Regions from separate parts of the Mus musculus genome. Here region 1 is linked to region 2. A link is a contact called in ENCODE Hi-C or POLR2A ChIA-PET data. All regions are on one chromosome and are shown on one strand. Each heading gives the region's core, a stretch centred on a gene start or an enhancer-like site at or near the end of the contact. The rest is flanking DNA. Distances are from core to core; before and after follow the strand shown.

The links. A loop is a pair of places that touch in the nucleus more often than their neighbours do. ChIA-PET counts read pairs that join two places held with the same protein, here RNA polymerase II (POLR2A).
Region 1: a loop to region 2 is called in a map of mouse embryonic stem cell, with 2.5 times the contacts of the local background. The contact joins the enhancer-like site here to the promoter of Stam2 in region 2. A Hi-C loop is called at or near these places in 1 of 37 maps with a recorded cell type or tissue (mouse embryonic stem cell). POLR2A ChIA-PET finds 5 or more read pairs at or near these places in 1 of 5 experiments (embryonic stem cell).

Annotation. Positions count from the first base shown.
Region 1 is chr2:52,942,737-52,949,154 of GRCm38, reverse strand. All of the region lies in intron 1 of Fmnl2 (formin-like 2), which reads right to left. Among named protein-coding and RNA genes, the nearest start is that of Gm52511, 63 kb to the left of the region's middle. Within about 2 kb of position 5,008, at least 1 of the 3 ENCODE cell types and tissues checked has a DNase peak (open chromatin) inside an H3K27ac peak, as active enhancers do.
Region 2 is chr2:52,736,553-52,743,823 of GRCm38, reverse strand. Stam2 (signal transducing adaptor molecule (SH3 domain and ITAM motif) 2) reads left to right here and starts at 1,675. Exons shown (of 14, transcript NM_019667.2): 1 at 1,675-1,763. The coding sequence starts at 1,724.

The DNA.
Region 1 (6,418 bases), core at 3,759-6,258, 200 kb before region 2:
CATTCAGTCTGGAGGTGGAGGGTGAGACCGAGCTCATAGAGTCAACACTGTCATTTCTGAAGCTGGACATCATCTTCTCTTCAAAAGAACGTGTTGCCCTTAGTCTGCCAGTGATTGGTGGCTAATTCTCTTCTCCTTACGGAACTAAATCATCTCCATTTGATCTTCACAGCACTAGACAAAAACAAGCATAGCTGAGGGAAAATGTACTCCAAGAGCTTTAAAACGTGCCCTATATCATACACACAATGACAACACAATTCCCAGCCCCCCACAAAGGACACACATACTGTCTGCTGTAAACCCAGGTGTGTGCCTTGCTCCTAAATTCCAGCCTTTTGCACCCAGCTATGATATTAAGACTATTTCTCACTCCCAGAAACACCAGGAGAAAAGATACACATGACCACTACCCACCATGGGCTACTAAGAATGGGTACAAGCCCTCCTGTAATATGCACTAGGGCAGCTTTAGGGGAGCCCGAGGCACCCACAAGACAGAGAAATGGCTCCTACTCACCAACCTGTAGATGGGGCTAGAGAGATGGCTCAGTAGATAAGAGCACTTGCTGCTCCCACGGAGGACCTGGGTTTGATTCCCAGCATCCCACATGATGGGTCACAAGTGTCTGTAACTCCTGTTCCTGCTGATCTGATACCCCGTCCCTGTGCAGACACCAGGCATGCATGTAGTGTAGAGATACACATGCAGCCAAAACAGTCACACACACACACACACACACACACACACACACACACACACACACACACAGAGAAACACACACATTCACACACACAATTAAAAATAAATAAATCTTAAAGAATATCTATTTTGAATTATCATGGGAGCAAGATGCTCAACAGATCGATGAAATTATAAGACAGTGTTACTTCTGAAAGCATTTAATTCTTTTATATATATATAAAATCTGTGATGAGGTAAGGGAGCGGGGAAAGGTTGAAATGCTGAGTGACGCATCTTCAGTGAGAGACATGAGGGCAAAAACTAGATCTTCTGGTAAATGAGGTGATGTCCGTACATCCACACCCTGCATGCCTATTCCTGCGTGAGAGAAAGCCCTACAGTCCCCTCCTCACCACGCAGCACTCTGGTGTATTTCCAGAAGACAGAAACAGGGTTCCTCCAGCTCCTATAAAGTCTCACGCAGCAAAATGCCAGGCCACCACAGCAACTTGGTATTCATGACTAAGTTTAAGATACTTTTCTTTCTCAGTCCTAATGACCCAACTCACTACTGTGCTAGTTTGAATTCATGTGTTTAATGTCTGACCCACAGGGAGGGGGTGGCACTATTAGGAGGTGTGGCCTTGTTGGAGGATGTGTGTCACTGTGAGGACAGGGTTTAAGGTCTCCTATACTCAAGCTCTAACCAGGGTGGAATCAAATCTTCTCCTGGCTGCCTGCAGAAGACAGCCTCTCTTCTGCTGCTTGCTGATCGAGATGTTGAACTCTCAGCTCCTCCAGGACCATGTCTACCTGCGGGTTGCCATGCTTCCCTCCATGATGATAATGACTAAACCTCTGAAACGATAAAGCCAGCCCCAGTTAAATGTTTTTCATTATAAGAGTTGCCATGGTCATGGTGCCCCTTCACGGCAATGGAACCCTAACTAAGACACCGTCTCTCTCATTCCTACCTTAATCGCAATAAAAATCTTAAGAGTCTCCACGTTTCAGCCTGATGCTCTAGGAGGCCCTTCATTTCCTTTTCTCTTTTACTGACGCAGAATGCACCATCATTTAATGGGAATTTTTAGCCAATTTTATTTGGCCTCACTCGGTTCTACCAAAATACAGTATGAATCCCACTGAGTATATGGGAAATCTCAACACTCAGGTTTTATGTCATGCATGGTGACAGGTCCTAAGCACAAATGACAGAACAGAAAGCGACGCCAAACTGTAGTTGGAGGAATGCGTCCATATCTTTATTAAAGGTGTATGCAGAGCTTAAATCCCCAAAGCTTGTTCTGACGTCTATCCCACTTGTCTTTAAACAGGGGTATAAGAAAAGCATGAGGGTATATACTTATATACAGACATCTGGGTAAAGAACTCTAACCACATGACCCCAGTGCGCCACAGAGGCATGACACAGTATATACTATAAGGACACCTTCTAGGATGTAGCTCTCATCTGTCTACTTAAGATGTTGACAAATGTTCCAACGTGCCCCGTCTTTAAGCACACCCTCCAGATGCTGAATGCAGAAACCTGTTGGGCGGTACTAAGCATGTGTTTGTGGGTGTGAAAAACAAGACTTCAGGTGCCCAGAGGGGCGGACCTGGGGATTAGAATCAAATTAACGCTAAGCCTGCAGCTGGGCTGACCAAAGAATTCCCACCCAAGTCCAGGCCCAGGATTCTGAATAAGCAGCTTATTCCTACCCAAAACAGCATAAATAATTAAAGGGGCTCAGCCTGTCTGCCTTGATAGCCAATAACAAAACTCATCCCTCAAAGCCAACTCCAAGCCATCTGGGGCAGGTAGGAGGTGGCGCAGTTAATAAGCACTCCATTGTTCTGCCTGGGGTTTTCAGACGGCGGAAAGATGCTGAAGATGCAGCAAGCCCCAGTCAGCACAGTACTAGCTAAACGTTTCAGAATAAAGTAAAATCGAGGGCCAGCAAGGATCCGGATTATGCCAAAGCGGAGGAAGTACTAGAATTTCTATTACCAGATGAAATCCATGGGATCAAATGTCTAATTCTCATAATATACCTAGCTTGGTTCGAAAGGATTAAAATCTCAAATTCTGATTTGGCTGCAACCAGAAACATGAGTCCCCAAACATGCACTCTTCAAAGGGCCACCAGATCCTACACACTCCTAGGGCCTCTGTCCACCCACACCCACTGGCATTTGCACATCAGAGGCTCGCCTGATCTCCTGTGGAAATTCACTGGCCTTTTCCTGCTTTCTGGCTACAGATTTCAGACTGTAGGAAGCTTGGGTATCTCTTTGTTGTTCTAGGTCAGGGTGGTTTTTGGAAAATGGCTTCTGTGCTAATTAGCTATCTTCCAACAGCTTGAAGGGGCTCTAAAAAGCCCAATGGTGTAATTTCAATCACATTCCCTACAACCGGGCTTGTCCTTCATCCGCCAGTGCCCCCTCATAAATGTCCTTCTGTTTCTAATCAAAATGAGCTTTCTCCTTTCGTGACAGTAATAGGACCCATTTCCTCTATCATGTCAGGATGAGCACACTGCTGATCTTGCCCTGGAGATTTTTCAAAGCTAACGGAAAGTAGGGTGGGCCTAAAATTTTCTCCAGACTACATCAGGCTAATTCCCTCATATCGATGTCTACACTGATTCTTCATAAGAAGGGAGACAGGCTAGGGGAAGGACTAGAAGCCAACAATAGTGAGAGGGTGAGATGCTGACTTACACCTTTCACCCTGAGCACTGCTAGTGGGCAACCCAGGTTGTCTTCAAGGACCCTCAGGCTGTTACTGTCTCCACTGCTTTTCTTCTTTTCTCCTCCTCCTCCTCCTCCTCCTCCTCCTTCTCCTCTCTCTCTCTCTCTCTCTCTCTCTCTCTCTCTCTCTCTCTCTCTCTCTCTCTCTCTCACACACACACACACACACAGCCATGCTCAGACCAGAAGCACTCATCTCCATGGTTTGTCTCTGACTTCACTTCCTTCAGCATGCGGCCATAAGAGCTTAAGTCACAGGATGGAATGAGACTTCTCTTTCTCAAACTTAGCCTGGTGCTAAGAAGAGAAGGCACTGTGGGTTTATTTTCTACCCTCCAGAAGAGGAGTTACATCTATTTCTCCAACCACCTTTAGGTATTCACCCTGTGCGTTTGAGTATGTATGTATGCATGCATGTATGTATATATGTGTGTATATGTATATATATGTGTGTGTGTGTGTATGTGTGTGTGTGTGTATATGTATATATGACATCTTCTATAAAGTGACTTGCCACAAACAAGGATAAATCATTTCCTTAAGACAAGTGGTATCCTCTGTATTGTGATCCAGACACATCCAAGCAGCTCAGAAAGCCATGAATTAGACAGCAGATGATAAAGATACACTATTCCTGCAGGGTTTTTGGTTTTGTTTTTTCTGATTCCCTGTCTGATGGCATACTCCCTTTGTCCCAGTGTCCTGTCCTTGGATACAAACATTTAAAAATGAGCTCTCAGGATAGAGGACTACATGACTGGCCATTTGTTGAGCACCTATTAATAACGTCCAAGAACAGGAAATAATAGTAATTTTTAAATTACCAGGCTGTGATAGACTGTATAAGATCTCTTCCTCAGGCCTCATGCTATGCTAGCAGGTCTGATTAGATAAGATCTGCCCTTGCACAGTACAGCAGAGGCATAACTCAAAGCTGCCTGACTGTGAAGCCCATGCCCTTGTCTGCTAGGCAGCCTGAAAACTCCTTTAAAGGCCAGATCGAAGCGAAGAGATCCTGTCAGTTTCTCCTGTATCATACGCTGTTAGAACTCAACTCTAACACTATTGTGGAACACAGCCAGTGTCACGACACTCATCTTCTTTTTGTTTTTTGTTTTTTGTTTTTTGTTTTTGTTTTTGTTTTTGTTTTTGTTTTTGTTTTTGTTTTTTGAGACAGGGTTTCTCTGTATAGCCCTAGCTGTCCTGGAACTCACTTCGTAGACCAGGTTGGCCTCGAACTCAGAAATCTGCCTGCCTCTGCCTCCCGAGCGCTGAAATTAAAGGCGTGCACCACCACGCCCGGCTCACAACACTCATCTTTAAAATTTGTTACAGTCCCAAAGAAAGCTACACTCTAAACTGGAAGCCCTCTTCGATATTTAATCTGCAGAAGGGACGACCACAAAGTTAAATTTACCCATAACATATGACAAAAGGTCCACCAGCAATGGCTGGGAAGTTTATCTTCAGAAGAAACTTGCCTTCCTCTGGGCTAAAGGTCATGCAAGGTACAAATTTAGAGCTTTTGACACAGCCATCTGCTGAAGCATCTGGAGACAAAGGGAGGAGACAGGAAAGGAACAAGAGGCAGCCAAATCCCTCAGATTGATCTCTCTCTCTCTCTCTCTCTCTCTCTCTCTCTCTTGTGTGTGTGTGTGTGTGTGTGTGTGTGTGTGTGTGTGTTCTGGTGTATCTTTAAAACAATACTGAAGGATAGGATGGGTGTATCTGATCAAGAAAGCTGCCGTAATTCTCACAATGCTTCCACTCCACTTTAAAATATTGCAAAATCAGAATGATTACATCATGATGTCAGGCTTTAACATGCTCAGTGGATGCAGGCAGTGTGAGAGCAAACTGGGAATGAAAACTGAGTCATCTGAGATTTCAGAAAGTCCCAGTTCACGAAGAGCGAGCACTTTCAATATGTGGGCTCCCTTTTCCTCTTACACGGACGTTAGCCAAATGCCAGCAACAGGGAGAAAGCACAGTCCATAAAGTGTTACATGCATATCAATACACAGAAAGCAGAGAAGGAGACTCATTCTCAAATTACTCAGGACACTCATATTTAATCCTTAGTTTCATGCAATAATAAATAATACAAAATTAGAACCCTTGAATAAAAAAAAAAGGAAAGGAAAGGAAATGTTGTATTTAATGTTGAAGTCACTGAGGTTCAAAATTAAGGAATTAAAAAGCATGCAGTTCCTCTGCCATAGCAGCTAGGATAGAGCACATGTATCTCATACGATGGTCCAAAGAATAGTCATCACTCTCCACCGGCCAAAGCTAAGCCTATTGGGTCACCTGTGTGCATGCAGCAGGATGGTAGACAAAACACATTTTCCATTTTGGGTTAGGTCGGTAAGGGATCCTAGAGTAACTCTACAGTGCTTACCGATCTTCCCAGACAAACCCTACAACAGCCCACAAGCCCTATAAAGTAAGGGTTATTTTCTCCACTTCTTGAGGAAACCAGAAAAACACTAACATTCAAGGAGAATGATTTAAGACAGCAGTTCCGAAAGGCAACTGCTTTTTCCTTCATGTAACAAAGAAAATAAAAATAGACTTTCGAATGACTGTTATTTCCCCTAGTCTTACAAACAGCACGCTGAGCATTTCTGTAGTTATTAGAGAGGCAAGCTCAGGCTCTTTACCCAAGGAGCCATCTCCTTTCCCAGAATACAGCTTTGAAATCACCGGGACAAGAAACATACGACACAAGAAACCAAATGTTTCTAAAAGGAGAAGAAAACTATTGCTGAACCTTAAGAAGCAGTTAGACAAGCCGGGCAGTGGTGGCGCACGCCTTTAATCCCAGCACTTGGGAGGCAGAGGCAGGCAGATTTCTGAGTTCGAGGCCAGCCTGGTCTACAAAGTGAGTTCCAGGACAGCCAGGGCTATACAGAGAAACCCTGTCTTGAAAAATAAAAACAACAACAAAGAAGCAGTTAGACATAGCTCTGTGAT
Region 2 (7,271 bases), core at 426-2,925:
AAACTGACTAGAGCTGCCAGCTTTAGTTTAAAAATACTTAATTACTTGAGACCGGGTCTCACTATACAGCCCTGTCTGACCTGTAATCTATATAGGTGGATAACTATATAGATCCACCCGCCTGTACCACCATGCCTGGTTATAAAGATCTTTTAAATTATGTGTGTTTATGATATGTGTGAGTTGGAGGGTCCGTGCTCGGGATACTGCCGAAGGGTGTGTGTGTGGCGGGGAGAAGACACCTTTCTGGAGTTGGTTCCTTCTGCCTTGGCTTCTGGGTGCTGAACATCACTCTTCAGGCTTGGGCTAGAAGGGCTTTTACAGCCAAGTGATTTCGTCGGCTCAAGGTGCCAGCTTTAGATGTGTGCTTTTCCATTCAAAAGCCATGGCCACATTCTAAAAGTACTTACCGTGCACTTTCTTACCAGATACTGTTTTTTAGATCCTGCGTTCACACTGTGAACAAAACTCATGGAATTTATAGTCTAATGAATAAGGATACTACAATTATCTGTACTATAGAGAGTGATAAATGATATGAACAGATACGAAGCAGGGTGAAGACGTACAGGGCAACGTATTGCAGGAAGAGTGTTTGCACACTTATACTTATTTAAATGCCTGGCTGGATCTGGTGGGAACCCGGATTTATGACTCTTATACATAACTAAGTCATTATAAATGTTTTTGCACTATAATGCTTGAGTGCACTTCACTCATCTTTGAACATGACTCAGCGATCCGCCTACCTCTGCCTACCACGTGCTGGGATTAATGGCGTGGGCCACAACGCCAGGCATTAGATTTTTAATTTTACGTGTCTGCATGTGGGTATAGGACGGTGAGTGTAGATGCCTACGGAAGCCAGAAGAGGGTGTCGGGTTCCCAGGAACTAGGCATTACAGACTGCTGTAACCCCTGCCTCCGCGAAGGTACGAAAACCTCAGCAGCAAGCGCTCTTAATTGCTGAGCCACCTCTCCAGTCCCTTCACTCGTCTTTATATTCCATGGTCCAAGCTCTGTTTTCATGCAGGAGAAATGAGAAGCAAAGAGTCTCTCCACAGCCGCTTTCCAGGGTGACTATTTCGGCTTGGTTAACCGCGGGATCCCATGAGCATCTACAACCCAGGCGGCAATTCTCAGCGCCTCTCATAAGGCGACAGCTGTTTCCATAGCAACCAGACGCGATGCGGGCGCGGGGTCCGAGTAGCAAGACCTGACCTGGTACCCAGGAAGTACTCGGGTTCGAGAAGAGCTGCTGTCACAACCTGGGGCGAAGGAAACGACATTCCCGAGCCACGCACCCCGCCTCGCCACTCAGGATCTGCAAGCTCGGCGGCCTCTGGCATCTCCAGCTACCACAACTTCCGGCCCTGAAGCCCCTCCCCTGGGCCCCGTGGCTCTCTCGGGTCCTCACTGCGGAAAGGTGACTGTGGCGGCTGCCGTGTCTGATCAGGCGTCGGATCGGGGGCTGCCACGTCTTTGGGACAGCAGAGAGGCCACTACAGGGTGTTAGAGCTCAGCCAAGCGTCGTGCGGCCCCACCGGTGGGGCTGGAGCCGCGGCGGCCGGGCGCCGGACAGGCAGGCGCGCGCAGGGCAGGCACGGCGGCGGAAGTGAAGGCACCGCTGGGCCAAGCCGTCTAGGAAGCCGCGGCGGGTCGCCCAGCTGGGGCAGTCGGAGTCCCGCCAGAGCGTCGGGATTCAGCTCGGGTTGCCGGCGTGATGCCTCTGTTCACTGCCAACCCGTTCGAGCAAGATGTGGGTGAGTGCGGTGCCCGGCGCGCTGTGTGCAAGGCGAAAGTGGGCGGCGGCCTGGGTGCCTGGAAACCCCGGCGGAGAGCGAAGGGGCGGCGCCGCTCTCGACGGCGGGGGGCAGCCTCGGTGCGTCTCTGGCTCGCCCGACTCCTGCCTGTCCGAGATTGGGATACCGAGAAGGGTTGTTCCAGTCACCCAGAGCAGGAGTGGGGGAAAAGCCTTGTTCGTACGAGGCTTAAGTTGCTGATACAAACTTCCTGCTTTCTCCCGAGCTCGTTAACACCCGTCCCTTTGGGAAAAAAAAAGTGCAGTACTGGACACCCTTTTTGCTGCCGAGGGCAGTCTTGAACTAGAGACCTAAGACTTACCAGGTTTAATTCGCATCGCTCCCGTAAGCACACATCTAAGCCCTGGTGGTTGCAGTTTTCGTATTTATTGACTGTTTTGAAGGTGCTGCGAGAGCCAGGCGCGGAGGATGAGAAGGAAAACTCCCAGAATCTTTAAATAGCCCAGAACAACCGATATTTGTTGGAGTCAAAACTTTACTCTGGTAGCGCATGACTTTCAAAATGAGAAAAAAGATGGATGGGTACAACTTAAGCATAATATTAACAGTAAAAGCACAGGCTAGCATTATTTTTGTAGCAGTAGTTAACACGCTCCTAGCGAGCTTTTCGGATTTAGAAATTTCCAGTCAAACAAAAATGCTACACATTTTACTACCAGTTTGTTCAGTTAAAATTTTTGTTCATTTAAGAAAAGACTAGAAAGTGCTTCATCTTGTTATAATTCTCAAAATCACGTTCAAATCATGTGAGTGACTAATTATATAGGAAGCATGTGAGGCTTAGTCACTGTTTAAGGAATAATTAATTGTTCTTTTGTAACAATACCTATGTGACACATTACACTTTTTAATTGTTATTGAATTAATTGAGTTTTGAGACAGAGTGGAGTCTTTATATAGTCTAGGCTGGCTTCAGTTTCTTAAAACCTCAGTCTTAATATTGAGAACTGCGGGATGCCAAGTCTGGGTGGGCCTCCACCCTCTTTGAGACCCGTGCTTCTTAGTGTGACTCTAAACGCTTTGATTTTGCTCTAATGAAATATGTGTGGAAAAAGCCAAGTAGAAGAGGTTATTTTATTTTTTTTTTCTTTATTAGTTTGTTATTTGTGTGCGTGGGTGTTTTGCCTACATGTTATATTTGTCACTTGTGTGCTGTGCCCGAGGAGGCCAGAAGACAGTGTCAGATCACCTGTCACTGGAGTTACAGACAGCTGTGAGCCACCGTGTGGGTGCTGGGAAGAGCAGGGAATGTTCTTAACTGAGCCATCTCTCCAGCCCATGACAGATTATTTAAAATACAAAACCTATGAACTTTTTAATTTTTTAATTTAATTAATTAATTAATTAATTAATTTATTTATTTATTTGGTTTTTTGAGACAGGGTTTCTCTGCCCTGGCTGTTCTGGAATCCACACTGTAGACCAGACTGGCCTCGAACTCAGGAGTAGATCAGGCTGGTCTTGAATTCAGAGATCTGCCTGCCTTTGCCTCTCAAGTGTTGGGGTTAAAGGTGTGTGCTACCATGCCCAGCTTAAAACCTATAAACTCTTTCTTCAGGGAAAAAATTTCCTAGGAGCCTGCTGTTTTCAAATTGAAAACTTTTTTGGTAGCAATATTATGAGTTGCTCTGCCCAGTTTATTTTTCTATACTGTCTCCTCAGTACGTTCTGAAATCTTTGCATCAGAGCTTAGTGTAGTTCTCTTAGGTGCTGATCTTCAGGCACAAATAAACAAACAAACAAAAAAACCTATGTCGGTTATTTCATGGGCTGTGAAATTGGTTGAGGCCACTTGGACGAATGCAACTAAAAAAAAAAAAAAGGAACGAAATTCTAAGGAGCTCAGATTGCTCTGAAACAAGTATCAGGAAATTATATGTTGTGTTTTTTAGACCTTAAGGACTCTTAGTGTGAAAAAGTTAATAATGCAAACAAGCCATTAACTGATTGAGCATTTTACAGCAATATTCCATGCCCACTTTTTTGGGTAGCATTATCTTTATTTCTGTGGTTTATGTGTGTTAGCAGTGTTCACTCTTCATCCAACAGAAATGCATGGGTGATCACTGTAGATCAGGCATTGTAGTGTGTGCTACAGAGACAAAAATTAATACGTATACTGAGTGCTTGCTCACAAGACACTCAAGTCCAAGAAAGGACACGTGCTCCAGTAGATGGTTGACCTAAAATGTGATTAATGCAGCTTGGTAGATATGGGGGATATGGAAGATGGTATCTGTCCTACCCCTTTGCCTAAAGTTATCGATCATCTATGATGGCAAGACAAACAATAGTGTTAGGTAGCCAGTTCCCAAGGTAAAGGTCGCCATTGTTCTTTCCTTCCCTGGCAGCATTGCTTCAGTAGGAAGCAGCCAGGTCTTACATTATGTTCAATAGAGCACACACAGGAGGTTCCCAAGGAGAGAAAGTAAACATGGAGGACTTGGTGGGAAGATGGAGTGGCTGGTATTAAAAGGAGATGATTTTGGCGTGGCACGTAGACCCCCTTCTCTTTTGCAGCAATCCCCAGAGAGGCAGCTGTGAAAATGTTCAGTCCCTTTGTGGCTTCCGACTGATCGCAACAGGCATGTGAAGGGCACTTCACTGCGCCTTCTCACACTCGGAGGAAGCTCGTGTTTCCCTGAGACAGAAGGATAATGCTCGCTCTACGCACCACCCTATGCACAAGGGATGATGAAGTTCAGGTTATATGAGGACAGTACAAAGGTTGGCAGGTTGCAGAGTGGTCCAGGTGTGCAGGAAGAAGCATGAATCTCCTCCATGGAATGGGAGAAAAGGCTGTGGCACAAGCGTCCATGTGAGCATCCACCCAGCAAGGTGATTATCACCAAGGTCAAGCTGGAAAAAGTCTGCAGAAACATAATATTAAAAATGAAAATCCTGCAACAGAAAGCCAAGTCTGGCCAAGTAGGAAAGGGAAAGGGTGAATACAGGGGAGAAAATACTGAAAAGATGCAGGGGTAGAGGAACTTCATACATCTTACTTTAAAGACAGCTTGAGTAAGCAAGGGTGGGTGTGTGCTATTTGCTTAGGTTTAGTACCAGGCTTGTTACCTTTGGTCCACAGTCATTGCTTGGCTGTTTTATGCCCTAACCCACACTGCTTGTTGCTGTACTTTTTTCTCTTTGCTCAAGCCAGGCACTTTTTTTTTTGTCTAGTAGTCTGCGCTCTGGGCTATTTATCATTCATTGCTGAATGTTTGTGTTATTTTAAAAGTTGACGTTCTATTGCGTGTTTGGATGTACATGTGCCACAGGGAACATGTGGCGGAGGGCATCCTTGTTGAGGCAGAGTCTCCTTTCTACCTTGCTGTGCTCTCCTAGCCGGCCGGTGAGCTGCTGAGTTCCTGGGACAGTTTTCTAAAGGCGGGCTGGGTTGTGTACCGCTGCGTCTGGTCCTCAGGCTTCCGAGGCAACTGGCTTCAACTCTGCTGAACCATCTCCCTGGCCATTGTTTTATTTTATTCTTGAGACAGAGTCATAGTATGCGTCTTGGTCTGTCCTGGAACTCTCATGTAGCCTTGCCTGGCCTTGAACTCGAGGTCTTGCCTTAGCTTTCTGAATGCTGGGTACTGGGGTGTATGCCATCATGCCTGTATTAGTCAAGGTTCTCTAGAGTCACAAAACTTATGGATAGTCTCTAGATAGTAAAGGAATTTATTGATGACTTACAGTCGGCAGCCCAATTCCCAACAGTTGTTCAGTCACAGCTGTGAATGGAAGTCCAAGGATCTAGCAGTTACTCAGTCTCACACAGCAAGCAGGCGAAGGAGCAAGAGCTAGACTCCCTTCTTCCAATGTCCTTATATTGTCTCCAGCAGAAGGTGCAGCCCAGATTGAAGGTGTGTTCCACCACACCTTTAATCCCAGATGAAAGGTGTGGCCCAGATTAAAGGTGTGTTCCTTAAACTCGGAGATTCAATCTTCTGGAATCCATAGCCACTATGGCTCAAGATCTCCAAATCAAGATCCAGATAAGGATCTCCAAGCCTCAAGATAAGGGTCACTGGTGAGCCTTCCAATTCCGGATTGTAGTTCATTCCCAATATTGTCAAGTTGACAACCAGAAATAGCCACTACAATGCCTAACTATAAATGTCTGCCTTCTCCACCATTTGCCATCTCCACCCATTCTTAAAGATACGTGTGTTTGAACCCCAGGAAGCTAGATTCTGAGTTTACTCCAGGAAAGTGTCTACTGAGGAGGCGGGTTGATGTGTGTATGGCCTTCTTTTTGCTTTTGTTGATATAGGACCTTGACAAAAACTAACTTAGGGCTTTCAATCAATATTCCAACAGAAATTTGTAAGGGTCCTCGATGTAAAAACAGAAGCACTCCAGTAATACAAATGAATTTTGTATATTCAAATTTACAACATTTACCTGACCTAGTCCTTGAACATATAGTTATTGTAATTTTTAATTTTTAAAAAGTTTTGGTTGCCGGGCATGGTGGTGCACTCCTTTAATCCTAGCACTTGGGAGGCAGAGGCAGGCGGATTTCTGAGTTCGAGACCAGCCTGGTCTACAGAGTGAGTTCCAGGACAGCCAAGGCTATACAGAGAAACCCTGTCTTGAAAAAAACCAAAAAAAAAAAAAAAAAAGTTTTGGTTATGGATGAACATGGCTTTATTTATTTATTTATTTATTTATTGGTAATTAATTTTTTCCCATACCTTGTTTTGCTTGCAAGGTTCCAGAAATGCTAATACTTTCAGATAGTTTGAAAGTTTAATTAATAACTTTGGTGTTTTCTTTAAAGTGTGAACTGCTTTGTGCATAGTGTATAAAACACAACGTGAACTCCCATCCCTGGCAGCAGCCAACCCTGCCAGTTCCTAATGCCGTGACACATTTGATCTTTTTAGAGAAGAGAACATTCATGATACCGTTGGATATATTCTTAGCGGCTGTCTTTTTCACTCTTCTTCCCTCACAGAGTTAAACACTCTTCAAAAAGAAAGTTCTTTTGGTAAATGTGTATCTTATATAATATAGAAGTATACTATATACGTTTTTGTGTCTTTTCAAACTTGATAAGAGTACTTTTTGTCTGCATCGTTCGTCATAGGCCTTTTTATATGTTATTCATATTGAGGTGCATCGGCTATACGGTTCTCTTCTGTATGATTGCACCACACTTCTATGTAGTCTCCTACACATATGGTCATGCTTATAGTTTGAAAGTAATGCGAAATGAAAGTTTTCTACAAGTGAACAGGTTATAGTAGTAGTGTTTGATTTAATCACACATTACTTTTTTGTTTAAATAAAGACCTTAAGAAGGACATGGAGTGCGTGTCCATGATACCTGTCCGTAGGAGGCAGAGGCTGGAGGATGACTCTAATGTGAGGGCAGCGTAGTCTGTAGGGGAAGTGTGACACCAACTAAAGATACATAGTGAGCTCTGCCTTTGGAAGAAACAA